Regions from separate parts of the Homo sapiens genome. Here region 1 is linked to region 2. A link is a loop called in an ENCODE intact Hi-C map of the cell type or tissue named here. Cell type or tissue: PC-3. All regions are shown on one strand. Each heading gives the region's core, and the rest is flanking DNA. Links, peaks and the distances in the headings are about the cores only.

Evidence for each region. A loop is a pair of places that touch in the nucleus more often than their neighbours do. Peaks named below come from ENCODE experiments on the same cell type or tissue, not always from the same donor. Only the 100,000 strongest peaks of a DNase experiment are listed, where the experiment ranks them.
Region 1: it touches region 2 in a loop (2.5-fold over the local background); 14 of 110 quality-filtered maps call a loop at or near these places.

The regions. Positions count from the first base shown.
Region 1 is chr3:57,828,242-57,841,632 of GRCh38, reverse strand. It overlaps SLMAP (sarcolemma associated protein), which reads right to left. Exons shown (of 25, transcript NM_001377540.1): 3 at 10,103-10,250; 4 at 262-334. Among named protein-coding and RNA genes, the nearest start is that of SLMAP, 79 kb to the right of the region's middle. RefSeq lists enhancers at 1,060-1,109, 9,436-9,937. In PC-3, for the core only: no CTCF peak of the experiment used is centred there; no DNase peak of the experiment used is centred there.
Region 2 is chr3:57,404,129-57,412,128 of GRCh38, reverse strand. It overlaps DNAH12 (dynein axonemal heavy chain 12), which reads left to right. Exons shown (of 74, transcript NM_001366028.2): 40 at 3,594-3,849; 41 at 6,177-6,476; 42 at 6,982-7,160. Among named protein-coding and RNA genes, the nearest start is that of ASB14, 120 kb to the right of the region's middle. In PC-3, for the core only: no CTCF peak of the experiment used is centred there; a DNase peak (open chromatin) is centred at 4,898; H3K27ac peaks cover 566 bases.

The DNA.
Region 1 (13,391 bases), core at 2,371-10,370, 430 kb before region 2:
ATCCATCAAAATATAAATTAAATTTGGAAACAAAATAATCTTTGCCTTTGATACATTATTATTTACTAGAATTGTAACTAAAGCAAAGAAGCAATTTAAACTGAAGTGTATTATATTCCAAAAAGTACTAATCAATTTTCTAATATTATTTAAATAGTCCTGAAGCAGGTATTAGCAGTACACCATCACCTAGAATATTATTACTAAATTCTTTACAGTACTAAACTTCACAAAAACTTCACAGTACTAAATTATACTCACTCTGAGCGGAGCCGGGCTTCCATACCATCTGGTAGAAAAAGTTTTATTGTGGAAACAATACACCCATGGGTAACTGGTTGAAACAAACAAATAATATGGATGAAATAATTGTTTAAAAATATAAAACTTCACACCTCTCATATGTAAACATAGTTTATTCTTAAAAGTAACAATTTCTCAGAAAGAAAATAAAGCTAGTGGTTTAATGACATTATTACCCTGGAGAAACTCATCTTGTCCATAACGAATCACAATTTCAAGGTAGAAATAAGGATAGAATCATTTTGAAAAGTGTCTTAATCTCCAATTCTGTAATAATAGTCAATAAAAAGTCAGTTGAATATATGGAAATAAAATTGTGAGGGGGAAATACACTTTTCCCCATCTGCCAGTATCAAACATAAGGTCTGACTATTCCCAAATTTAAAATATAGTTCTTATTCCAAATCTTCCCTTCCCCAACCTATTACACACCTAACCACACCTCACAAAACTCTAAAGTTCTGCATAATACAGTTGAGAAATGCCACTCAATCCCCCATTTTATGGGTGAGAAAACCAAGACCTCAGACAAGTGAAACTGCTTCCACAATTCTCTGCTATTAAGTATCAGAATTGTTTGCTAGTGTCTCATGTTTCCATTTCAATATTTAAAATTTTGTTTTGTTTTCTTGATAGTTGTTTCTTCCTCCACCCCCAAAATGACATCAGTACAGTCCCTTTGTAGACAGCTTCTCACTGTTGCATCTTACTTCCTCCTTTTCCTATTGAAGATTTTAAGAGACAAAACTCCTGAAAGTAGCACTTGTACAGAGTTTCTCTATATGTGGGTTTAATTTTAAAAAATTGTTTTCTGGCTTGAAGGTTGACGGTTTTTTATTTCTCTTTATTCTTCAAATACTGTATTACATTTTCCAGAGTTCAAAGAATTATTTATTTCACTAAGCTCTGATTAAAAACTAATGCAGGCTGATGAGAATACACTACATCATGATTAGGGGAGTGGTGGTTATGAGACCATATATATTTGTCAAAACTCACTGAATTGTACATGTAAAATTGTGTTATACGTAAATTATATCTCAACAAAACTGAATTTTAAGAATAGAGCTAATGTTGGCCGGGCATGGTGGCTCACGCCTGTAATCCCGGTACTTTGGGAGGCCAAAGTGGATGGATCACCTGAGGTCAGGAGTTTGAGACCAGCCTGGCCAACATGGTGAAACCTCTCTACTAAAAACACAAAAATTAGGCCGGGCTCAGTGGCTCACGCCTGTAATCCCAGTACTTTGGGAGGCCGAGGCAGGTGGATCACCTGAGGTCAGGAGTTTGAGACCAGACTGGCCAACATGGCAAAACCCCTCTACTAAAAATATAAAACTTAGGCTGGGCACAGTGGCTTACGCCTGTAATCCCAGCATTCTGGTAGGCTGAGGTGGGCAGATCACCTGAGGTCAGGAGTTCGAGACCAGCCTGGCCAACATGGCAAAACCCCTCTACTAAAAATACAAAAATTAGGCCAGGCATGGTGGCTTATGCCTGTAATCCTAGCACCTTGGGAGGCCGAGGCAGATCACCTGAGGTCAGGAGTTCAAGACCAGCCTGCTCAACATGATGGTGGGTGCCTGTAATCCCAGCTACTCAGGAGGCTGAGGTGGGAGAATCGCTTGAGCCTGGGAGGCAGAGGTTGCAGTGAGCCAAGATCACGCCACTGCACTCCAGCCTGGGCGACAGAGTGAGACTCCATCCCAGAAAAAAACAAAAATAGCCGGTATGGTGGCAGGTGCCTGCAATCCCAGCTACTCGGGAGGCTGAGGCCAGCAGAACTGCTTGAACCTGGGAGGCGAAAGTTGCAGTGAGCCGAGACCATGCCACTGCACTCCAGCCTGGGTGACAGAGCGAGACTCCATCTCAAAAAAAAAAAAAAAAAAAAAAAATAGAGCTAATGCATTTGGGGATATTAAATGATCAGGCCGACGAATCATCAAGATGATATTATAAACATGAAGTAATATGACTGTCATCTGGAAATGCACATTAAAATTAAGGAATTTAACACCATGTATTCAATATTGATTTTCATTACTAATTGATTATATAAAAAGTGCTAACACAGATCAAGAACCATCTATTGGCAGGGCACAGTGGCTCACACCCCTAATCCCAGTGCTGTGGGAGGCTGAGGTGGGGGGATCACTTGAGTTCAGCTTGGGCAACATAGTGAGACCCACTCTCTACAAAAAATTTTAAAATTAGCAGGGTGGGGGTGGTGCACACCTGTACCCAGCTACTCAGGAGGCTAAGGCTGGGGGATCGCTTGAGCCTGGGAGTTCGAGGCTACAGTGACCCATGATCACACCACTGCACTCCAGCTGGGCAAGACCCTGTCTCAAAAACACAAACAAACAAACAACAATAAAAAACAGAACCATCTATTGGCAGTCTTCTAAACTCTGCCCAGCACAATAACCATGGCCATGAACCACTGGGCTCCTTCATTCCTGTCTGACCTCATCCTCTATCCTGCTACGAAGGATATCCTATACAAAGCCAAGCTACCTGCGATCTCCAAGCACTTTACCTTTCACAGCCCCATGCCTTTTACACAGGCTGTCCCTTCTGTAAGCAATGTTTTTATCCTCTCGCCTGCATGACCATGTGCTACTTAGTCTCCAGGCTCAGATTTTCTAATTCCTTCACCAAAGCTCAGTATCTGGGTAAGATGTCCCCAGAGCCTCCTATATCTATTTCTTAAAACATTAAGCACATTGCATTGTGAATATTTACGATTTACAGAAACTGTTGTCTCACCAATTAGATTCAACTCTTTGAGGGCATCAAGGATTATCTGCTTCTCAGTTTAAAAACCTGTGTACTTAGCAGAGTCATCTGGTACAGAAAGCATTTTACTGAAGATGTTGAGGAACATGCCTGCTTAGTATTTTATAGCTCCCATTACTCCTGTGCAAAGATGTTTCTTACTTTTAAGACATTAGGGTTCATCTCTATTTGTAGGAACCACCTAGCTTTCTCCTTTCCCAGGCAAAAGACAGAAGAGATGGATTTCTCTCTCTTATGATAAATGAGTTTCTAGAGGATGGCTCCTCAAGACATTCACTATAAATAGCCTATAATAAATACAGGAGCATAATACAACATGAAGATCCAGCAATACCTACACTTTAATTTGGTAGAAAGTTGTTTTTTTAAAAAAGAAAAATAGGTAGAACAAGTTATAGAATAAAACTAGTTCCAGAGGTGACAACCTGTGATATACAACATCAGTAATTCTGTTGTTCAGACACATTACCCTGAAAGTTCAGCAAATGAGCTGATGCGCAAATCTATGAGATGAACCAAGGGCTAATATTGACTGGGCAGTACAGAGTTGCTGCACAGTTGAAGGCAATTTAAAAAACAAAAACAAAAATAACCCACGTCTGACTAAGCTCACAATTTAGTCCAGTCAACGATGCCTTTAATGTGATTCTCATGACAACCAGATACACACATGCATAGACATGTTATCCTTTTGATTTGCAACAGGCAAGTAATTAAAGCAACCTGATGAAAATATTTTGTTCTAATACTTATATTAATCAACTACACATAGCAGCATTTCCCAAAATGCTAGCAAGTGTTACAAAAAAGGATCTGAGGGTCTGATGAGTTTGGGAAATGCTTGGTTTAAAAGAGATTTAGGGGCCAGGCACAGTGGCTCACGCCTGTAATCCCAGTACTTTGGGAGGCCGAGGTAGGCAGATCACGAGGTCAGGAGAGAGAGACCATCCTGGTTAACACAGTGAAACCTTGTCTCTACTAAAAATACAAAAAAATTAGCCGGACGTGGTGGTGGGTGCCTGTAGTCCCAGCTACTAGGGAGGCTGAGGCAGGAGAATGGCAAGAACCCAGGAGGCAGAGCTTGCAGTGAACCGAAATCGTGCCACTGCACTCCAGCCTGGCCAACAGAGTGAGACCTTGTCTCAAAAAACAAACAAACAAACAAACAAAAGATAGATGAAGATTAATGGGACATTCTCAAATTTACTCAACCAATATGTTCCAGGTTGTGTGTGGAGATTCTACAGTGAAGACAGACACACTTCCTATAGTTGCACAGCTTACAGTTTAGTGAGGGCAGTAAACACATAAAAGGGATGAGTACAGGGTACAACAGGGGCATGGAGTGGGCACCTTGTCCAGCCCTGAGGATCAAGAAAGGTTTCTAGGCATAGGAAAAAGCATGTGCAAGGGCTTGAAGGCCATGTCTATTAGGGGGAGTAAAAGTAATTCAGTGCAGTTGAAGCACAATGCCAAAGGAAGATACACCATTGACTTTGCTCTTTATAGGCCCTTTGTTCACAGGAGCTTAACTAAGAAAAAGATATTGGTGATGAAGGCCTGAAGTAATAAGCTGACTGAAGTTACATGTGTTCACAGAACTAACTGGCCCCAAGCTTTGCAAGAGAGGGTTACTGTAATAATGTGTGACCCAGAAAACTCACTCTTTAAGCAGTTTGTGGGTCCAGGAAAAGAGGAGTGGCCAGTGGTTAGGTTAGTAAACCTTGGCTTTCTCACTTTCTTCCTTTCTTTTAAAAAATCTATTAGAATGTCAGCTCTTTGTTTACAATAATATTTTATCAGTATAGAGCAGCTTATGTGTACATGCCTGACCATTGAGTTTTCTCCTTGAAGCCATACACAAAGAATGCCAAACATCAAAATCAGATTGTTGGTGGGGTCCAGTGGCTCAAGCCTTTAATCCCACCACTTTGGGAGACTGAGGCAGGAGGATCACTTGAGGCCAGGAGTTCGAGACCAGCCTGGGTAACACAGTGAGGCCCCATCTCTATAAATTAAAAAAATTTAAAAAACAGATTGTTTTGGATTGCTAAGAACAGAAATGACACTAATATGAACCGATATGTTCAGTGGTATTAGGCTCATGTTACCTTTTTAACAAAATCCTGATACACACACATACAATCTTACATATTATATATATTCTTTTTCTGAAATTTTTTAACATATACACAAATTAGTTTATATAAATACATAAATGTCCTACATACTGGGTGATTTTTTAATTGTAGTTCTAGTAACCTTTCCCTTTTAATTTGGCTCCCTCTTCTCCTCTATTCCTTCTTCCCTCCCACCCACACTCCTGGACGACTCACATTAAAGATCTAGAGATATATATGTCTAACATATATGTATTTATAGGGATTGGTGAGACTATTTTAAATAATGAAATTATTAAAAACAATTGATTCTTTCTTTACTCAACATTATATCTTATAGAAATCCCTGCAATTAATATAATTTTTTCTTTTTAATACCTGTAAAATGGGGAGTTTTAAAATTATGCTTCCATTGTTTTTAGTATGATACACACTGATGCCAAAAACATCCTTTCATAAATCCTATTTATCATTCACATGTATACAAATGTACTTTATTATAAGTGTATTCAAAAGCACTATATAGTATTGTTTTGCAGGCATTCATGCTTTCTGTAAATGGTTACACTATACAAATCCTTCGACAGTTTGCTTGAGATAAAGTTTGAGATTTATCTTGTTTATATATGCAAATTTAGTCCATACATTTTCACAGCTGTATAGTATTTTGCTATTTTTTATTCTATTTTACTTAACATTTTTATTTTACTTAGTTTTCTTTTCATCCTATTTATTTAGAATTTTTATTAGGGGTAACTTCTAAATTTGATCAAATGCCTTTTCAGTATCTCTGGTTATTCAGCGACACAACTACTGATTATACAGTTGCATGGTCTTTCTACTTTAGTCTGTGGATTATGTTGATAGACTGCCTGATACTGACTCATCTTGGCATTTCTGGAATAAATCCTACTTTGTTGTTTATTCTAGCTTTATTTCTGAATTTAATTTGTTAATATCTTTTGTTTTTAGAGACAAGGCTGGAGTGCAATGGCATGAACAGGGCTCACTGCAGCCTCAACTTCCTGGGCTCAAGTGAAGTGATCCTCCCACCTCAGCCTCTGGAGTAGCTGAGACAAGTGCAAGCTGCCAGGCCCACAGCTAATTAAAAAAAATTTGGGGGCCAGGGGAGCGGGTAGAGACAGTGTCTCCCTATGTTGCCCAGGCTGGTTTGAACTCCTGGGCTCAAGGGCTCCTCCTACTTCAGCCTCCCAAAGTGCTGGGATTACAGGTGGGAGCCACTGTGTCTGGCCTAATAGCATTTTTTTTTTTTTTTTTTTTTTTTTTTTGAGACAGGGTCTGGCTCTGTTGCTCAGGCTGGAGTGCAGTGGTGCGGTCATGGCTCACTGCAATCTCTGCCTCCCAGGCTCAAGCCATCCTCCCACTTCAGTCTCCCAAGTAGCTGGGACTACAGGCGTGCGCCACCACGCCCAGCTGATTCTTGCATTTTTGGTAGAGATGGGGTTTCACCATGTTGCCCAGGCTGGTATCAACCTACTTGGCTCAAGCAATCCACCTGCCTCAGACTCCCAAAGTGCTAGGATTACAGGCATGAGCCACTATGCCAAACCCTGGCCTAGTATCTTAATTGAAATTTTTCATCTATTGTTATAAATAAAATTAATTATAGTTTTCTTTTTTGTATCTATATCTTTATCAGATTTTCACATTAATGATATGCTAGGTTCTTTAAAGGATTCTGAAAGCTTTCCATCTTTATGTTTGGAATTACTTAAATAACACAGGGTTTATCTGTTTTTTAAAAACAGAGGGATCAGCTGTAAATCCCTCTGTTTCTGGTGTCTTTTCAATGGTGAATCTTTAATAACTTTTTAGTCTCTTTCAAAAACAATCAATTAATCAAATTTTTCCACTTCTTGAGATAATTTTGCTAGGAAAACATCAATTTACTCTAATTTTTTCTTTTCTCTTTGCCATAGATAGCCATATAAGATTCTCTTATTATTCTTGTAGTATATCCTGTATTTGTGTTTTATTTCTCCTTTCTCATTTCTCATCTTGTATATTTTCGCTAGTATTTTTAACTTAATGCATTACGGTTTATTAATTACCTTGTTCACTGTTTGTTTTCTTTTTATTAATAAAAGAACCAGCATCTGGGTTTGTTTATCCCTTGTAGAATTTTTTGTTTCATTAATTTCTGCTTTTATTTCTCCTTTTCAGATTCTTTTACTTATTCGTTTTCTAATTTCTTCTGATTAGTGTCAGATTTCTTAATTGTCTTTCTTCTTTAACATGAATGGAATTTAAGATTATTAATTTTATCTGACTAAAAGACTTACTGTATTTTGGCATAAAAGTCTCCTCTCTTTACAATACAGTGTGAAATTTCCCTTTTGATTTCCTCTTTGATCCAGGGGTTATCTAGTAGTGTTGCATAATTTCAGGAGCATTCTCCAAGTGATACAAAAGTTATCACAGCACTGTTTAGCATAGGATAAAAATCAATACTTTTTTTCTGGTATGTCCTTAAACAGGTAGTACTCAACTGGTGACACAGCTGTATCCCAAGAGCCCGTGCTTAACATAAGTCAACTTTTTGAAGCCAGTAAGTACCAAAAGAAACAACATTTTAAATGTTGCAAGTTTTTTTTTTTTTAAATCTAATCTCCTTAAAGTTAGCATAAAAGATAAATCAAATTTCACAGAAGACTGTAAAAATCTAATGTTACTGGCCAGGCGTGATGGCTTAGCCTGTAATCCCAGCACTTTGGGAGGCTGAGATGGGCAGATCACGAGGTCAAGAGAACGAGACCATCCTGGCCAACATGGTGAAACCCCGTCTCTACTAGAAATACAAAAATTAGCTGGGCATGGTGGCATGCACCTGTAGTCCCAGCTACTCGAGAGGCTGAGGCAGGAGAATCACTTGAGCCCGGGAGACAGGTTGCAGTGACTGGAGATGGTGCCACTGCACTCCAGCCTGGCAACAGAGTGAGACTCCGTCTCAAAAAAAAAAAACTAATGTTACTAAAATAAGATTATACTAAGAGGAACCTTGAATCTCAGGGTCATCTTCTTAGCTTTCTATAGCATTTTCTAAAGAGTATCCCTCACAGATAGACCCTCACAGATAGATGGGAAAAAACAGTGGAAAGGAGTTTGGAAAGAGTTGCATTCTATAATGGCCACCTCCTTGGAAATCTGCATATATGTTAGCATATTAAAAGCTCCAAGAAGTCCTGCTTATCTTACCTAAGTATTCTCTAAATGTATTTCATTACCTCATCCTTTTTGTCAATCAACACCTAATAATTCCCTTTAGGAAATGCAAGCCAAGAAGACAGACATTCCTTGGAGAGAAAGACAATGTAATCAAATTCTCTTTTTCTCTATGGGTTACTCACAGTTGGGGTTCCATTTAATGAGCTCGGTTTACTGTTTGCTGAATGACTTGTAGGTGTGATATGGCAACAGCAGATATAGGAGTGTCTAATGCAGCTGTTCCCAGTATGGTCATATATAAGTTGAATTCTCTTAGTAAGAAGTGTCAATATTCTTTACCAAAATACAAACCTTTCTTTTTTGGTTTACAATTGTAAATGGAAATTCCTAAGATGTTGGCCCTGCCCAAATTCAAATATCAAAACCTAACTTTCTGAGGAGGCCAAAAAAACCCATTAAAAATAATACTGCTGTTGCAATACCAGTGAAAGTATATGCATAAATATGCATATGAACACACACACACCAGCATCATCAGCATTATCATCATCACCACCATCACCATCTCTACTATGCAAAATTCTGACCAGTATCACCAGATCAGAGTATGTTCAGACAAATGAAAGGAGAAACTTGCCAAATGGTTGCACTATCCATATTAAACTAATGAAGTGGAACTAAACACTTATGGTTTTTATCCATTTAGTTTTATGATTTAGCTATATAATTTCATGGTCATAAAGAAGACCGTGAACTAGGTAGAGGCAGGAAGCTTCTGAATTGTAAAAACAAAGATCAATCTACATTTATTTAGCTAAAGAACTTTCAAAAATTGTGAGACATTAAATTTTATTTTATACTTGTGATAGCTACTATTAGCTGCCTACCTCTACTACCTTTCCATCTTCTTTCTTGCTAAGAGAGCTCTAATTTTGTTTGGGGTAACAATGTACACACAACCTGAAGGAATAAATCAAAACTGATCTATGTCAATCATAGATCTTCTTGCTCCCTTTCACGAGATTAAGTAACTTCACCAGACTTCTTTGTAGCTGCAGGTAACTATGTATGCGATCTACCCATGTGGCCAGTGAGACCTAAGGAGAAATCTGCTGGGAGGATTCTGCAAAAGATTGTTCTTTCAACATAAGAAGAGAGCCACACAAGAAGGCATTTTATCCCCGCCTCATCCTTTTTGCCTAGGATACTGGTGTGAGGAAAATGATGCCTGGGGCTTGCAGCCATCATCTTATGACCATGAAGCAACAACCAAAAGCATGAGAAACTAAAATGTTTAAGACAGTAGAACAGGAAGACAGTAAGACCCTGGATCCCTGATGATCTCATTGAGTCAACTGAACAAATGAACCTATCTGCCTCCAGATCTCTCATTAAGTCTCATCATCAATAATAAATATCCTGTGATTTAAGCTTGTCTTGGTGGGGTATGCTGTCATTGCAGCTGACTGGTCCCTGACTGTGATGAAGAATATAAACTACTAAATAACACTTCAGAATTTAAAATTTTAGAAGAGCAATACGGAAAGTATGAGACTTTTAACTTTTCACTGTATATAATGCTGTATTTAAATCGCTTTCACAAGCATGTAATGTTTCATAATGTCAAGTAAGATAATAAAAAATTAAATAACCTTTAAAAGACAAGTAATAAAAAAAGTGATCCATACCCGTACCTTTCCGTGTATTCTCTGTCACGTCTACTCCAAACTGGATAATGTCACCGGAAAGAATTTCACATGGTGGACTTTCTTCAGAGCCTCGACTCAATCTCTGGCTATTTATAAAAGTACCATTACTACTTTTAGTGTCTTGAAGATAAAACTGCAAAAAAAAACAAAAACAAAAAAGGGCCAAATATTAATAGTAATAATTCCAAATGTACTTTTTAAAAAAATGCTTCCAGCTTTGCCAACTATTGCAAGTGAATTTTTCCCCTATTAATTCAAACCACTCATTTCAGCTAAGGTTCTCCTTTAATATATATGAAATTAGAATCTGAAAACTAGGTGATTTAAAATTCAGCTACATAAAACGGTACAACCTCTTTGGAAAAAGAGTTTGTCAGGTCCTCAAAATGTTAAACATAAAGTTAGTATACAACTCAGCAATTCCACTCCTAGGTATACATCCAAGAGAACTAAAAACATGTTCTCATAAAAACTTCTACACAAATGTTGGCATTATTCATAATAGCCAAAAAGGGAAAATAATCCAACTATCCATCAACTGATAAATGAATAAACAAATGTGGTAGACATTCATATAACTGAATATTATTTGGCAATAAAGGGGTGAAGTATTGATAACATGCTATAACATGAATGAACGTTTAAAACATTATGTGAAGTAAAAGAAGTCAGTCACAAAAGACTGATGTATTATAATGATTCATTTTATATGAAACATCCAGAATAGGCAAAGCTATACAGACAAAAAGTACATGAGTGCTTACAAAAGGCTGAAGTGGCAGGTAGGAATGGGATGGGTACAAGGTTTCTTTTTGAGATGATGAAAATATTCTAAAATTAGTGGTGATGGTTGTCCAAATTTGCTTCTCATCACTTGGGTAACCCTCCCTCTTTAAAAACAGAAAGGATAGCAGGAGGCACAAGAAGCCTACCTATTTATCACTTACAAATCCTTAAAAATTTCAGCACAACTGGGATCACACACAATAGACTTACTAGGAAGAGAACCACCAGTAAAAAAAGACGTACCTTTCTTTTTCGATTTTTCTACACTCTTCAGCCCTACTTATTTTAGTAACACATTTTCGCTGAATTTCTTCCTAAGGAAGAAAGGTAAAAAGACACCTAATACACTATATATCAAAATATACTTTTGCCATCAGGCCCTCATTTAACATTAAAGCTATGATAAAGATATTACTATTTTAGGCCAGGTGTGGTGGCTCACGCCTGTAATCCCAGAACTTTGGGAGGCTGAGGCGGGCAGATCACTTGAGGTCAGAGGTTCGAGACCAGCCTCGCCAACATGGTGGTGTATGGTGGTGTGGTGGCACGTGCCTGTAATCCCAGCTACTTGGGAGGCTGAGGCAGGAGAATCACCTGAACCCGGGAGGCAGAGGTTGCAGTGAGCCAAGATCGTGCCCCTGCACTCCAGCCTGGACAACAGAGCGAGACTCCATCTCAAAAACAAACAAACAAACAAAAAAAGATATTACTACTTTCATTTATAAAGGAAAAAAGTGAGATGCAGGTATATTAAGTATCTTTCAAAAGTCACAGAACTGGGGAACACAGAAGCAAGAGTTCAAATAAGAAAATTAAAAGGGCCATTTTTCCTCATTACTTCACAGGGGACACAGACTTTATGTTTCATTTATCCTTCACCCCTCCCACAGCTCTCTTCCAAAATTAAATACAACTAAAGACTAAGAAGCAATCTGCAGAAAATGTTCAAATTACATTTCATTTCATTAATTGGTAGCTGACAATATAAAGGCCACTAGGCTGTCTATAAATGACTTATTCTCTGTTTATAATTCAAAATAGACCAACTGTTACTTTGATTAGCAGTTTGTATATCTAATTACAGACGATTAATTAGAAAATTGTGTTGATATTTTAAATACATTTGAAACTTACAGGACTTAACATTTCACCCAGGGAGATAAGGACAGACAATACTTTCAAGTAGGAATATTTACCCTCAAAATTTTTTCTACACTGGAACTTAATGTTACATTGTATAAGAGAGTTTTTTTTTTAATAAATATATTCTTGGGAAATGTGGTAATGTCTGGATTCTGGTCAGGTTATTTTTAGTAATATGTGCCTGGGCAAGTTAAATAAGGGGATTATATGATATTTACAGTGGTTTTCAAACTTCAAGTTCTGATACATTAGTGGGTTACTAAGCCAATTTAGTGAGTTGCAACTAGCATTTTTTAAAAAAACATAAAATGGAACAGAATAAAAATAAAGAATACATGAAAAAAGGTTTATTACTGTTTAACAACACTGTTGAAAAACAAAAAGAAATATATGTACATATATATACAACATATATATGTATGTATATCAACACCTCATGTTTGTAGCTTCTATATAACTCTAAAACCACAACATATTTTCAAATTTAAAAGGTTTTACATCAGGGCCCAGACACAGTGGCTCATGTCTGTAATCTCAGCACTTCGGGAGGCCAAGGTGGGAGAATCACTTGAGCCCAGGAGTTCAAGACCAGCCTGGGCAACAAAGTGAGACCCCATCCCTACAAAAAAATACAAAAAATCAGCTGGGCATGGTGGTGCAGGCCTGTAGTCCCAACTACTCGGGAGGTTGAGCTGGGAGGATGGCTTGAGCCCTGGGAGGTTGCGGCTGCAGTGAGCCATAATCATGCCACTATACTCCAGCCTGAGCAACAGCATGAACTCCTGTCTCAAAAAAAATTTTTTTTCTTACATCAATATCAACCCAGGTTCTTTTCATTCTGACATGTCTATATTACCGTCCAAAGCATACCATGGTACCTTTGGCCTCCGTTTAGCTTGAACATATAATTTATATTAGTTGCTCGTTCTTCTTCTGCTTTCAACCTGCTAATGGCTTTCAAACACCTTAGAATAAAATCCGAAGTCCTTACCATTGTAGCCCTACAGGATCTGGTCCTGGTTCCCTCACAACTCAATCACTCCCACTCTTTTCCTTCTGCATCCTTTTCAGTTACACTAACTTCTATTCATCCCCCTAACCCTCTGTACTTGTATACAGCTACAGCACATTAGTTTAGTTCTCTACAGAAATATTTTCATTTATATAATTTAACCTTTTGCCCTTGGCTGTTTTGAAAGATTGACATATTAAAAAAAAGATTCTGTACCTCCTGTAAAACAATTTACCATTAATCAGTCTACATTATGTATAGAAGTTATTCTGTTTACTATCAGGTTAGGTTTCTAAGGTATAAAAATGTTAAACTAGGCTGGGCATGATGGCC
Region 2 (8,000 bases), core at 1-8,000:
GGATTATAGGTATGAGCCACTGTGCCCAGCAGCATTCCTTGAAAAGACTATCTTTGCTCCATAATATTGCCTTTGCTCCTTTGTCAAAGATTAGTTAACTGTATTTATTGGGTCTATATCTGGGCTCTCTATTCTGTTCCATTGACCTATTTGTCTGCTTTGCCAGTACCAGATTGTCTTGACTACTGTAGTTTTATAGTAAGCCTTAAAGTTGGGTGTGTCAGTCCTCTGACTTTGTTTTTCTCTTTCAATAGTGTTGACTAATCTGGGACTTTGGCCTCTCCATATCAACTTCAGAATCAGTTTCTCAATATCCAAAAAATAACTTGCTGGGATTTAGATTGGGATTGCGTTGAATCTACATGTCAAGTTTGGAAGGACTGTCATCTTCATAATATTGTTTTCCTATCCATGAACATGGAATACCTCTTTTTATTTAGTACTTCGATTTAGTTCTTCAGGGTTTTACAGTTTTCCTCATATAGATCTTCTATATATTTTGTTAGATATATCCCTAAGTATTTCATTGGGGGTGGGTGCTAATGTAAATGGTGTTGTACTTTTCTTTCTTTCTTTTTTTTTTTTTTTTTTTTTTTTTTTTTGAGACAGTGTCTCACTCTGTCACCCAGGCTGGAGTGCAGTGGCATGATCTTGGCTCACTACAACCTCTGCCTCTGGGTTCAAGAGATTCTCCTGCCTCAGCCTCCCAAGTAGCTGGGATTACAGGCATGTGCCACCATGCCCAACTAATTTTTGTGTTTTTAGTAGAGACAGGTTTTCACCATGTTGGCTAGGCTGGTCTTGAACTCCTGACCTCAAGTGATCCACCTTCCTCGGCCTCCCAAAATGCTGGGATTACAGGCATGAGCCACTGTGCCTGGCCCAGGTGTTGTACTTTTAATTTCAAATTCCACTTGTTTATTACTGGTATGTAAAAAGGTGATTGAATTTTACATGGTAACTCTTTACAAGCTTGCTATAATTGCTTATTAGTTCCAGGAGTTTTTTGTAGTTCTTTGAGATTTTCTTTATAGATCATCATGTTATCTGCAAACAAGGATAGTTTCATTCCTTTCTTCCCAGTCGGTATACCTTTTTTTTCATCTTATTGCTAGCCCTTAGTATGATGTTGAAAAGAAGTCATGAGAGGGGACATTTTTATCTTGTTCCTGATGTTAGTGGGAAAGCTTGGAGATTCTTACCATTAAGTATGATGTTAGCTGTAGGGTTTTTGTAGATATTCCTTACCAAGTTGAGGAAGTTACCTTTATTCCTAGTTTACTAGGACGTTTTTGGCTTTTTTTTTTGCCTTTGAGACAAAGTCTTGCTCTGTCACTCAGGCTGGAGTGTAGTGGCGTGATCTTGGCTCACTACAACCTCCGCCTCCCAGGTTCAAGTGATTCTTATGCCCTAGCCTCCCAAGTAGCTGGGACTACAGGTACACACCACCACACCCGGCTAATTTTTGTATTTTTAGTAGAGACGGTTTTGCCATGTTGGCCAGGCTGGTCTTGATCTTCTGACCTCAAGTGATCCACCACCTTGGCCTCCTAAAGCACTGGGATTACAGGTATGAGCCACCACACCCGGCCTGGAGGATTATTAATTGGCCTAACTTCCATACTGTTTATCTCAAGGAATAGGAAGGTCTGAGAAGAGGGAGAGAGATGGGGAACAGCCAGTCAGTGGAACAGTCAGAACACACACAATATTTAATCAGTTAAGGTTTTCTTCTTATGTAGGTCAATTCATGGTGCTCCAAAACAATTACAATAGTAACATCAAAGATCGCAGATCACCATACCAGATATAAAAAAAATGGAAAAGTTTGAAATATTGCAAGTATTACCAAAATGTGACACAGAGACCAGAAGTAAGCAAATGCTGTTGGAAAAATGGTGCCTATAGACCTGCTCAACACAGGTTTCTAAAAACTTTTTCAGATTGTAAAAAAACACAGTATCTGCAAAGCTTAATGAAATGAAGTGAAATAAAATGGGGTATGCCTGCACTTTTCAACTATTAGTTTCAATTATTGAAAATAATTTACAGATTACATCCTTCAAAGTACCATTCCCCCAAGTCAAGAATTTGTGGGTAGTGCCCAACCTAAGTAACCATAATCAGCACCCTATTTTTCTACCATGTTTTTAACTGTATGTTTTCTGTGGCTGCTTGGAACTACCTACCATATCTTTGAGATGGCTTGTATTTGACAGCAATCTCATGGATAACCCTTCCATTCTCCCCACACCAATTTATGGTGATATGGTTAGTTTCTCACATGTAAGATATAGCACCTTTTAATTAGGATGAATAATTCTTCCTTTCCTCCTCTTAAATGTACTTTTCTATTCCTCAGTATGCCATGATTTTTATCTCAAGACAAGGGTAGACGAATTTCAAAGCTAAGTCATATTTTACAGTTGCATTTTTGTTATTACTATAGGCCCTAGGAATTCTGCTTTCAGGAGATAACCATTGTTGAGATAATCACTGCGATTATCTCAGAAGATAGTCACTCTCCTGAGTTAGTGATTATCAGGAGATAATCACTATTCCTCAGTGATTTTTTTCTATATAAGTCTATTTTTATGTGTAAAAATAGGCTCATATTACATGTAATATTTTGTAAATTATTTTACACTTATATATTTATCTCAAATAGCCATATCAGTGCATATTTGTCTACTCATTCGTTTTATTGGCTTTAATATTATGTGGATGTCACCGTAATTTACTTAGCTGGTCTTCTATTGTTGATTATTAGGGTTGTTACCAAAAACCATATTTTCATACTTTCTAGCATGCTTTTAGTCTAAGGACTGGCTAGATAGACTCCTACCCCAGCCTCTGTATGTATATGTCTGTGTGTGCAGTAACTTCAGTATTAGAGACTTGATGGCTTATTGACAATAGCAACCTTTTACTCTGAGTGGTTCCAGCTAAATTATGTCATTTCCTATTTATTTCTGATTAAAACTTCTTTGAAATTTCATTTTTCCCTAATGGGTCCCTTTCTATAACAAAATGTATAGATCCTATTTAGACATCTTTATCCACTCTGAAGATACAGTTTGAGATGAGAAAAAATCAGGACATTGCTATAACCAGTTTTAGTATATAACTTAGTGTTCAAACTGTGACATTTCTGGAGTAAAAGGGGAGTGTTATTAATAATTACTTCGGTACAACAAGCACAAGCCAGAATTGTCCTAGGTAAAATGAGATATATAGTCACCTTATCTATAAACAGCTACAAATAGGATTGATCACTCATCCATGCTTCTAGATTTGGAATAAGAAAGGAGAAATGGAGAGTCAAACTGTAAGGAAGAGTAGGAGGAAAGAGAGGGAAAAGTAAGAGGGAAGGGTCATTCCAGATATCCAAAATCTGGGTAGCAGAATCAGTCACTGAGGGGAGAAACCAAATTCTGCTTTAAAAAAAATTTCTCTCCTACTCAAAGTGTTATCTGAAGTTATTCCTTTTAGAGAAGCTAAAATCTGATTAAATTTCTTGGGAGATCTATATTTCATCCCATCTTAATGTCTTTATAACAGATAATCTAAATTTTTTGTGTGTGCTTTCTAAGGTACGACCTTAAGGACACAAGTAAAATCACGCTGGTGGACATAGAGCTGATTGCTGCAATGGGCCCTCCAGGTGGTGGAAGAAATCCAGTTACTCCCCGTTGTATTCGACATTTCAACATCTGCAGTATTAATTCTTTTAGTGATGAAACTATGGTCCGAATCTTCTCATCTATTGTAGCATTCTACCTTAGAACTCATGAATTTCCTCCAGAGTACTTTGTAATTGGGAACCAGATAGTCAATGGGACTATGGAGGTCAGTCAATAATGCAATGTAAATGTTTTAGTATTACATATTTCCCTCATTTGGCGCTTATTTTATTTTTTTGATGCTATCTGCTTTGGTCTTTGGTGTCAGAGAAACTGTTTAGAAGACCAGAGAATAGGAAGATCACAGGATTTGAAATGAGGGAATCCAACTTGGGTTGAGCCTTGACTGCTATTTCCTAGCTATATGATTTTGAGCAAGTAATTTGACATTCCAGAGGCTGTTTTTTTAATGACTAAAATGGAATAAAACACCTATTTCACAAGGTTGTTATAAGGAAAACATCTAAAACTAGTATCTGCCACATCACAGGTATTTTTCTATTAGGTTCCTACTCTGGTACTTGTCGTTTTTTCTCTCTATCTTCCCTCCCATTTTGCATGCTTGTCTTAAAGAAATTTAAGCAGCTTATGAATACATTACTTTTAGTCAGACCACATAATTTATAAGTAGCAATGAAAAAATAATTATAAAAGAGAAATACAAGGGTAGAAACAGACAACAAGACTCCCCATATGGCCAAAGAACAGTTTTTAACTTATTTCGGGTGTGTTATTTGCCTCTGTTCAAAGACTAGAGCCAGCCTCATCTCTAATGGTAAATGGGAAACAATATATTTAAAGGCACGTCAGTCATGATCTTACCAAACTACACTTTCTAGAAGCTTCATAAAGCAAGTTTCATTTTGTGATCACTGCAACAGGAAGCAGAAAACTCCCTAGAATCCTTCCATCCATTTCCAAGAACATCAATCTTCTAAAATTCTCCCCTTGTTTCAGTGGAAAGTGTGTGCTGTTCAAGTAAAGAAACTACTATGAGCAAAGAGATAGTACATTTGTTCTGATACAGAAAAGTGCTTCTATTTATAAAACATAATATTTCTATTTCAGGCATGTCCTGGAAAATACAGAGGTGTTGGTCAGGTAGAAGGGGATACAGAAAGCATCCCTGCCACCTCCCTACCCCCGGCTTTTTTTTTTTTTTTTCTGTCTTTGAAGCATTATAGACCTACCATGTGTGGAGGTTGGAGCAGGGAGATGAATCACAGAACACATACAAATAAAAAACGTTGGCTGGGCGCAGTGACTCACACCTGTAATCCTAGCACTTTGGGAGGCCAAGGTGGGCGGATCACAAGGTCAAGAGATTGAGACCATCCTGGCCAACATGGTGAAACCCTGTCTCTACTAAAAATACAAAAATTAGCTGGGCGTGGTGGTGTGCACCTGTAGTCCCAGCTACTCGGGAGGCTGAGGCAGGAGAATCACTTGAATCCAGGAGGTGGAGGTTGCAGTGAGCCAAAACCTCACCACTGCACTCCAGCGGGGCGACAGAATGAGACTCCATCTCAAAAATAAAAAAAAAGTTTTTTTGTTTTCCTTTTTTGACTATATTATAAAAGGCTTAATTCACCTTCCTTTAAGAGAACGTTAAACTTCATTTGGTGAATTCAGTACATAGTAAAAATATACTTCATTTCCTTAAAGCCAATTTAGATATAAAGAAGAAGGGGGGTGAGGGAATAAGAGATAGAAGGGAAGAGAGAGAACAAATTGATTTATTTTGAAGTTGATTGTAGTAACAAGAAAATTATTTCATCTTCCTCTTCATTTGGAATGATTCAGCATGAGTTATCTGATTTCCCTTTCTCTGAAAGATTTTGTTTTTCACTATTTAACCTCAGATTATTCACCTTTAAATGGTGTAACCATAATAACTGGGAAATAAAAGTAGAGACAGGTTTCCACTTGGATGGGCTGGGCTTGGATGGAATCGGATATTAAGTTCCCTCAAGTTAATAATGCCTGGTTGAGTGCTATAAGCCAAAATAAACATATATGCCATGCTAAGCTTAGTACTATGCAATTTTCCAAGCCAGTATAATCTTTTTTTTTCTTTTTTTTTTTTTTTGAGGCAGAATCTCACTTCGTTGCCCAGGCTGGAGTGCAATGGCGTGATCTTGGCTCTTTGCAATGTCTACCTCCACCTCCCGGGTTCAAGCCATTCTCCTGCCTCAGCCTCCTGCGTAGCTGGGATTACAGGCACGTGCCATGACACCTGGCTAATTTTTGTATTTTTAGTAGAGACAGGGTTTTGCCATGTTGGCCAGGCTTGTCTCGAACTCCTGACCTTAGGTGATCTGCCCACCTCAGCCTCCAAAAGTGCTGCGATTACAGATGTGAGCCACCGCGCCCAGCCCAAGCCCATATAATCTGACAGAGTAAATAAAATATTTTGTATAACATTCCACTGGTTACATGACTTTACTGATTATAAGCATTTTATTTTTGCTTTGTTGCTTTTTTCATATTCAGATATATAAACAATCTGTGGAAAATCTTTTACCCACTCCCACAAAATCCCATTATACTTTCAACTTGCGTGATTTTTCACGCGTCATCCGGGGCTGTTTACTCATTGAAAGAGACGCCGTGGCGAACAAACACACTATGATCCGTCTGTTTGTGCATGAGGTTCTCCGAGTGTTTTATGATCGCCTCATTAATGATGATGATCGAAGATGGCTGTTCCAGTTAACTAAAACTGTTATAAAGGACCATTTTAAAGAATCATTTCACAGTATCTTTTCACATTTGAGGAAACAAAATGCACCAGTGAGTATGGCGATTAAGAACATATTGAGTTAAAGCAGTACCATATATGAATTGTTACAATTAAGTTATATTTTTAAAAATCATTTCTTAATGAACATATTCTTTTAGCATTCCTTGTAAATAGGTGTTTGTTTTGAGAAGATTTATCTTCATAGGAAAGTATGTAACATAGAAGTTATTTAAAGAATAACACCTTATGTGATAGGGAATAAATGATATAATAGATATAAAGTGCTTAACATGATGACCATCACTTAGTAACTACTCAATGGGAGTCGCCCAGAATGACTTCTCTAGCCTAACAACAACAAAACATATAAATCTTACTTTTCTTTTTATATCCTAAGGATATAATTTCAGGTATTAATTTTATAAGTGCATTTTTTACTACCCTAATGTTTAAAAACTTAATTACTTTATAACATGGATGAAACAAAAATTTTGTTTTCTTAAATTTATTTTTAAATGTTTTAAGTTTTAAAATTTGTTGATTTCCTTTCTATAGGTAACTGAAGAAGACTTAAGAAATCTCATGTTTGGTGATTATATGAATCCTGACCTTGAAGGAGATGATAGAGTTTATATTGAAATTCCAAATATTCATCATTTTAGTGATGTTGTGGACCAGTGCTTAGATGAGTATAATCAAACACACAAAACAAGAATGAATCTTGTCATTTTTAGGTACCTATATATGGTGTTGATGCTTGAAATTGCTATCTGTAAAATGTTATTATGAAATGTTTGAAATGTACCAAAAGGTGTAAAGAAAAATACAGTGAATGACTTTGTACCCATTATCCAGCATAAAACATAAAATATTAGTAATTTATTTGAAATTCCCTGTTATAGTCACCCTGTCTCACTGCATCCTGTGTCATACGAGTAGTAGTGAAAAGAAACTTGTGTTTCTTTTTTCTTTTTCTTTTTTTTGAGACTGAGTCTTGCTCTGTTGCCCAGATTGGAGTGCAATGGCACTATCTCAGCTCGCTGCAACCTCCACCTCCCGGGTTCAAGCCATTCTCCTGCCTCAGCCTCCCAGGTAGCTGGGAGTACAGGCATGCGCCGGCATGCCTGGCTAATTTTTTTTTGTATTTTTAGTAGAGATGGGGTTTCACCATACTGGCCAGGCTGGTCTCGAACTCCTGACCTCAAGTGATCCGCCTGCCTTGGCCTCCCAAAGTGCTGGGATTACAGATGTGAGCCACCACACCTGGCCGAAACTTTTGTTTCTTAGAACTTTTACTATACATGTATGTATTCGTAAATATGTATGTAGTCTTATTTTGCATATTTTAAAACTGCATATAAATGGTATAATACTGGATATAATCTTCTGCTAGTTGGTTTATTCCATATTGTGAGAGTCACAGAAAAATGAATATTTACCACTATATTGCATTCTATTATATAATTGTACCACAATGCAGTCATTCTTCTGAGACAAATTTTAGGTGACTTCTAGTTTTTGCTATTATAAAAAAGGCTTTGAAAATTCACATCCGTGTCTCCTTGGGTACATGT